Linked DNA regions of Homo sapiens: region 2 is linked to region 1. The links are chromatin contacts, found by Hi-C or POLR2A ChIA-PET in ENCODE. All regions are on one chromosome and are shown on one strand. Each heading gives the region's core, a stretch centred on a gene start or an enhancer-like site at or near the end of the contact. The rest is flanking DNA. Distances are from core to core; before and after follow the strand shown.

Evidence for each region. Hi-C counts contacts between places; a loop is a spot of excess contacts on that map. ChIA-PET counts read pairs that join two places held with the same protein, here RNA polymerase II (POLR2A). Pooled maps may share reads with other maps.
Region 2: a loop to region 1 is called in a map of Calu3, with 2.3 times the contacts of the local background. The contact joins the promoter of ST8SIA6-AS1 here to the enhancer-like site in region 1. A Hi-C loop is called at or near these places in 3 of 168 maps with a recorded cell type or tissue (Caco-2, Calu3 and PC-9) and 7 of 50 pooled maps. POLR2A ChIA-PET finds 5 or more read pairs at or near these places in 3 of 52 experiments (A549, MCF 10A and PC-3).

What each region holds. Positions count from the first base shown.
Region 1 is chr10:17,347,090-17,350,824 of GRCh38, reverse strand. The region is part of intron 4 of ST8SIA6 (ST8 alpha-N-acetyl-neuraminide alpha-2,8-sialyltransferase 6); the gene reads left to right. Among named protein-coding and RNA genes, the nearest start is that of ST8SIA6-AS1, 38 kb to the left of the region's middle. Within about 2 kb of position 2,069, at least 15 of the 41 ENCODE cell types and tissues checked have a DNase peak (open chromatin) inside an H3K27ac peak, as active enhancers do; they include PC-3 and PC-9, where a contact is called at or near this core.
Region 2 is chr10:17,384,806-17,388,540 of GRCh38, reverse strand. ST8SIA6-AS1 (ST8SIA6 antisense RNA 1) reads right to left here and starts at 1,605. Exons shown (of 3, transcript NR_034129.1): 1 at 1,466-1,605. All of the region lies in intron 3 of ST8SIA6 (ST8 alpha-N-acetyl-neuraminide alpha-2,8-sialyltransferase 6), which reads left to right.

The DNA.
Region 1 (3,735 bases), core at 820-3,319:
GGATAACTATCAATGGCCGTATCTTACCTGTCAGTGTGATGTCAGCCTGATGATCACACAGACTACAGACAGCTCCCCTGTAGGTTGCTGGGATTTTTCCCAATGTACCAAGTGGCTAGTTCAATAGACAACTCTATTTTAACTGAGGTATAGAAGTGTTGCTAAAAAAAAAAAAGGTGGTGTCTATTTGAAGCTCTTAATTTTCCTCCAATCTATTGGGGCTGAAATGGAATGTTTTCCTGCCTTTGGAATCCCTAAATCACTGGATTTCTTAGATCATTTTTGTTTTGTTTTGTTTTGTTGAGATAGGGTCTCACTATGTGGCCCAGGCTGGTCTCGAACTCCTGGACTCAAACGATCCTCCCGCCTCAGCCTTCTGAGTAGCTGGGGCTAGATCACTGTTTTCTTAATAACATAAACTACTCCTTTGGTGTGAAGCAAGCATTCATTGTGAGCCAGTCGATTCTAAAATCACAGTATGTCAGCATGCCATCTCGATTTTATTTTTTGTTTCATTTCTTAAATACTCAAAGATGCTTTGTCCTCCACGACACAGCCAAATCCTGGAAGGAGCTGTCTATACCTACTCTTTCATAGTACCTTCTACTTATTCCATGACCTTCAAACTGGTCACCATGAACCACGATGAATCCTTCTCATCTACTTCTTGCCCAATAACTGGAGGGACTACGGACTTTGGCCACATCGCTCCAACCACTTCCACCCCTGTCCCAACCAGTTTAGAACCAGTTATCCCTTCCTCAAGGAAGCCTTCCCTGGACAACCTGATTAAGTCATTGCTGATGTATTATCCTGAAATTCACCTTCATTACACTAGCCACGATTAATACATTTTCATTTGTGTGTGTATGTGTGTGTGTGTGTGTGTTTATTTAATTTACAGACCTGGTTAATCTGAGTCATGTGTTTTATGTAATGCATCAGGAAGAACAAAGGATCTTTCTAGGTGGTTCAGAAAATAGGTCAAGACTCACTATAGGAACTAGGAGTTGGAAAGGGCTGGGGAGTACAGTCTGGTTTCTAGGCTCAGCTTTAAGTTGACTCCATGTGTCTTGTTTGTTTCAGGCATTTTATTATTGATGTTTCTTGTTTGTTATCCCTAATCTTTCATTTTCTTTTAAATTTGGTCTCCCCTGTAAGTGAATAAGTTACTACTAGAACATCTTAAAGGCAGCATTTTACCTTTGCCGCTGGTTATTTATGGCAACGTCTTTATTCTTATTAGGCTAAGCCAGTTTTCCTAGCCAGTGTCTTTATCAGTAAAATGGAGCAATACTTAACCTCTGTGAGTTTTTATGAATATTCAATATGTCAAATGCTCAGTACAGAGTCCGTTATATATTAGAATCTCAGTACATGGTAGCTATTCTGATTATTTCCAGTTTAATATCATTTTTCTGGCTTACAATTAATATTTTACTAACTAGTTTAAACTCTTGGTATCTGCAATAAATACAGCAAGTCTGTGATGGAGCAATAATGCTATAATAGTTTCTGTTCCAGTCCTCTGCCTAGGGGGATGTGTAAACAATTATAAACCCCAGTTTTGCTTTTGTGATCATTTCATATGGATTATACCACGTTCTTGGTAAGGACCAACTCTTCCTGTTCAGTTCGTTCTGTTTGAACTTTCTTTGGTCTTTTCATGATGGAAAGTAGGTCACACCAAGCAGAAAGTATTAAACTTCAACTTTCTAGGTTATCGTCTTTCTGTGCATTATTTTCCGTAGAAAAGGATTTACCTTTATATGAACTGTCTGTGGCTTGTCCCTCCCTTTCCAGATGGCCGGTCAAACCACGTGCTCTGAGGTCTAATCAGGAATCGCTCTGAATTCCCTGAAAATTAATCAGCTCGAGTACAGGCAGAGCCAAGAGTTACGCTTCCCGCCCCGCCCCGCCCCGATTACTTAGCCCTTGACTAGGGCTAAGTAAGGGCTGAGGAACCCAGGGTAGGAAGGATCATTCTTATTTGAGATTCTGCTGGGTGAAGCCTAAGGGCATAGATGAAAAGTTAGGATTTGGAAGGGAGCCAGAAGCCAAAAGCAGTTCCCAGAGGCCAGGCAAAAACAGAAGCTGAGTGTGGGACTGAAGCCAAAAAGCGGAAGATGATGAATTCCACAGCGAACCGTGGGAGCCGTCCTGGAACAATGCCTGAGATGCGCGCTGGCTTTCTGGGAGCAGTTAGGGCCCCTTTAGGTATGTGAACCCGCCTCACTAAATGGCCATGAGCAGAACTGAACTGCCTACCTGTTTCTCCACCTGTGCAAGACACAGTTTCTCAGAGCACAGACGAAGCTCCTTGAAATATACGTGCATTGCTGGCCCTTGCCTAAGCCTACAGTTAGGACTTGGCCTGGTAAATTGAAGTTCATGAAATAATGAGACCTTTTATAAAAGACAGTGGCATAAATACAAAATATACCACGAACATTTCCCTTAAGAAATGTTTCACAGAGTAGCATATTGGTGTAATTACACATAAGACTGATTCAGCATTATAATTACAAAACTGTTTTCATAGGATTCAGTGTTAATTCAGGCTCTCAATATGTTGCCAAAGTCTGCAAAAAAAAAAAAAAAAAGGTTCCTACTCTTCCCTTTTCCTTCCCTAAAAATATCTAACTGAATAAAAGTTTATAATCCGTCAACGAAAATTGGTTTCTTTACATTTTCTTCTTCACACATTGAACAATAATAGCAGTGACCTAGATTTTTTTTTTGTCTGCAAATTAAAATATATTCTGAAATCTTAACATTCATCTTAACTGTTGATTTTGTATTTTTAGAACTTGTGTTTTTCACACTTAGCAATTCACAATCAGCTTTAATTTTTTTTTTTTTTTTTTTTTTGAGACAGAGTCTCACCATCGCCTAGGCTGGAATGCAGTGGCGCAATCTCGGCTCACTGCAACCCCCATCTCCCGGGTTCAAGCGATTCTCCTGCCTCAGCCTCCGATTCTCCTGCCTCAGCCTCCCAAGTAGCTGGGACTACAGGCACGTGCCACCACGCCCGGCTAATTTTTTGTATTTTTAGTAGAGACAGGGTTTCACTGTGTTAGCCAGGATGGTCTCGATCTCGTGACCTCGTGATCCACCCGCTTTGGCAGGCAAAGGACACTCTTGCAATTAGACCCCTGGAGGGATCCTTGCAAGTCACTTCTGTCACAGCTTTATGCTCATTGCAAATGGCACCTGAAGGCAGCCGGATGGGTGCACCCCTTACTTCTTTCCAAAGATTTCACAGTCCTGCTTTTTCACAATCTCACTCCGATTCTGCAACGTGATCCCGTTTTTTTTTTCTTTACAAGTCTTAGCATGAATTAAAACCACAACAGGTCACCACCTTCATTATTATCATTGCCCTCTCCCCTCTCGTTTACGCTACTCTGTGTGTCAGAGAAGTCAGCATCCTTCTCCCAGTGGCCTGAATCAGAAAGCCCTGCATGACCCTTGCTGTCTTCTCCTTCAGTGTCCATTTCTAGTCCATCGCCAAACTTTTGCTAAAGTCTCACACCCTAATGTTTTAAATCTATCCTTTTGCAATCTCACCACCCATCTCTGGTCTGGGTTACTGGGATGGCTAATTGTATGTGTCTACTTGGCTAGGCTATAGTACCCAGTGATTTAATCAAATGCTAATCTAAGTGTTGCTGTGATGTATTTTGTAGATGTGGTTAACGTCAACAATCAATTGACATTAAGTAAAGGCGCTTT
Region 2 (3,735 bases), core at 356-2,855, 38 kb before region 1:
TAATAATAATTCTCTTTCTCTCTCTCTCACACACACACTGCTTCTTTTAATGTTAGAAATAGTGTTTATACAGCTGCCTCTAATCCATTCCTTCCCTTCCCTGGGGGTGTTGGAGTTTGATCTGGGGATAAAGAAACCAAGGTAGGTAAACCGGTTTAACTGTTTCTCCACTGAGCCTCTGGGTAAATAGACTAACGATATTTGCTTAGAGGAAGAGACACATCCATTGAGTGTCCCTAGCAGGCTGATCTCTGGCTGAGGTCCTGCTTAAAGTTAATGGAATCCAGGATCCAGGAGGCAGGACTGCCTGGAGAATGGCTCAAAGGCTGTGGAACTCCCTGGGTCTAAAAGAGAAACCGTTTAACAATTTAAAGTTTCCTGCTGTGTGAGGAAGCCCACTGACCTCACCTAGAAACCTCACCTACGATCCTGGGCCATGTGCAGTGTGGGAAGACAGGACTGGGGTGTCCACCCTTGATGTCCCAAGCCTGTCTCTGCTTTGTCTGAGTCTGTTGACATAACCAGAAATTATGTTTTACCAGCTATCTGGGCATGCCTGAGCCCAGTCAGGTCGACACAGAAAATGAACCATTGAAAGCCTTAAACCACACACAGCACAGCTGTCCTAGACGGCCCTCCAGATATACAGTGGGCATTTCATGGGCAAGAAACAAACCTTTGTTTTGTAAAGCAATTGAGAGCTTGGCGTTGTTATCATATCATAGTCTATTCTATCCTGACAAGTAAAAGGAGTTGCAATCTCTCTCCTAGAGTTCAGCAGAAATCTCTTAACTTTTTCACTTCACCTCTAGCCCCATTTCCCCTCATTTCTCTGCAGATCTTTGAAATTATTAGGAAAGCTTGATACTGGCTAAGATCTCTGATTTGGGTTAATCGATGTGACAGCAGTCCAGTCCTGTATGTTAGCTCCGTTTCTCACAGAAGGATAGCCCTATGAAAATCCTAGTTTTCTGGGCCCGGCGCGGTGGCTCACACCTGTAATCCTAGCACTTTGGGAGGCTGAGGCGGGCAGATCACCCGAGGTGGGGAGTTCGAGACCAGCCAGACCAACATGGAGAACCCCCCCCCCCCCGCCCCACCGCCCCGACTAAAAACACAAAATGAGCTGGGTGTGGTGGCGCATGCCTGTAATCCCAGCTACTCGGGAGACTGAGGCTGGAGAATCTCTTGAACCCGGGAGGCAGAGGTTGTGGTGAGCCAAGATCACGCCACTGCACTCCAGCCCGGGTGACGAGAGCGAAACTCCGTCTCAAAAAAAAAAAAAAATTATTGTTTTCTTTTCCTTAAATTCCAACTAGCGGGCCTTAAGCTTGCAAGGGGAATCCACGGTGCTGTGCGTCTTCCACTGGGCCCACTCAATCCACTTTCACCCTCATAGCTTTTCACCCTCCAGTTTCATCTCTGCCTGACTTTTCCCAGGGAGGCTGACGTACGTGGAACTCACCAATAGGTTCTGGGCTCTTTTGCCATCCGGCTTTTCTTTGGAGCAAGGAGGAGCATGAAAAAGAGATCAGAAAGAGGGAGGTGAAAGACCATCCCCAGGGCCTAGAAGCTGGCGGAGGCCTGAATAACTCCTCCCTTCTCAGGCCCAGTCCCAAGGCGCAAGGCGGCTTACGTCATCAGCGTGCGTCAGCAAGATAGCAGAAGCGGGGAGAGAGCTGTTCTGAAGACCCAGAGAGAGGCCTACCGGGTATCACGTAGCAGTAGATACACAGACTGAAACACTTCCTGTTTACGGGAGACTGTAAAACCCCTGCCCGTCCTCATTTGGGGCTGATGCCATTTTAGGCCTCGGCCTGAAATGGCCTGAAGGTCTGCCTTCAGGCATTCATTAAAACTGCCTGTTGCTCCACACTGCCTTGTGTTGTTTGTTGGCGTTCTCTCAGGGTTCGAACCAATACAAGAGCCTTGCAGGAGGAAGGAGAAGAAACTCTGTGTTTGATGTCGTTGCAGGTTAACTACATGCTTTTCTTTCTTTTTTCTTGGAGACAGTCTCACCGTCACCCAGGCTGGAGTGCAGTGGTGCGATGTCGACTCACTGCAACCTCCACCTCCCGGGTTCAAGTGATTCTCCTGCCTCAGTCTCCCCAGTAGCTGGGACTACAGGCGCGTGCCACCACGCCCGGCTAATTTTTGTGTTATTAGTAGAGGCAGGGTTTCACCATATTGGCCAGGCTCCTGACCTTGTGATCGAGCTCCTGACCTTGTGATCGAGCTCCTGACCTTGTGATCGAACTCCTGACCTTGTGATCTGCCCGACTCAGCCTCCCAAAGTGCTGGGATTACAGGTGCGAGCCACCGCGCCCGGCCTGTGTGTATGTGTGTGTGTGTGTGTGTGTGTGTGACAGTCTCACTCCGTCGCCGAGACTGGAGTGCAGTGGCACGAACACAGCTCACTGCAGCCTTGACCTGCTGTATTCAAGCGATCCTCCTGCCTCAGCTTCCTGAATAGCCAGGAAGACAGGTGCGTGCCACCATGGCTGGCTAATTTCTATTTTTTGTAGAGATGGGGTCTTTCTTTGTTGCCCAGGTTGGTCTCAAAACCCTGGGTGCAAGTGATCCTCCTGCCTTGGCCTCCCAAAGTGTTGTGTTTACAGGCACTTGAACCCAGAAAATCTGAGACAGGTCTCAGTTAATTTAGAAAGTTTATTTTGCCAAGGTTGAGAATGCGCCCGTGACACAGCCTCAGGAAGTCCTGACAACATTTCCCCTAAGTAGCTGGGGCACAGCCTGGTTTTATACATTTTAGGGAGGTATGAGACCTCTGTCAGGCTTCTGAGCCCAAGCCTGCACTTATACATCCAGATGGCCTGAGGCAACTGAAGAACCACAAAAAGAAGTGAAAATAGCCAGTTCCTACCTTTACTGATGACATTACCTTGTGACATTCCTTCTCCTGGACAATATGTCTCCAGCTCTCCCCACCAAGCACCTTGTGACCCCTGCCCCCACCTGCAAGAGAATAACCCCCTTTAACTGTCATTTTCCACTACCTACCTAAATCCTATAAAACTGCCCCCACCCCTATCTCCCTTTGCTGACTCCTTTTTCCGACTCACTCCGCCTGCACCCAGGCGATTAAAAAGCTTTATTGCTCACACAAAGCCTGTTTGGTGGTCTCTTCACACAGACACCGTGACAACATCAATCATTATATGTAAGAAGTAATTGGTTTAGTCTGGAAAGGGGGTGACAACTTGAAGCAAAGGCAGGAAGACTCGAAGTGTGGGGGGAACTTCCAGGTCACAAATAGGTGAGACACAAATGGTTGCATTCTTTTGAGTTTCTGATGAGCTTTTCGAAGGAAGGCCATCAGATACGCATCTATCTTAGTGAGGGGAGGGATAACTTGGAATAGAATGGGAGGCAGGTTTGCCCTGAGCAGTTTCCAGCTGGAGTTTCCCTTAGTGATTTTGGAGGCCCAAGATATTTTCCTTTCACATTTCACCCTTTTTCTTTTTTAAAATCTTTTGGAGAAATGATTTTACAAAAAAACAAACAAACAAACAAAAAACAAAACAGACTCTCTGGTTTCAGATTTCATCTGATCTTTCATTGCTAGGATGGTTTACTCCTAGATGGGTAGGTCCCGAAAGTTCATTTTAGCAGGTTGTGAAGTCTCCTGTCCTGTGAAAAGAAAATTAGGGGGAGGAAGGGGGAAAAAGCTACAAACAAAAGAACAATCCTGGAAAAATTGATATAGGCCAATTACTC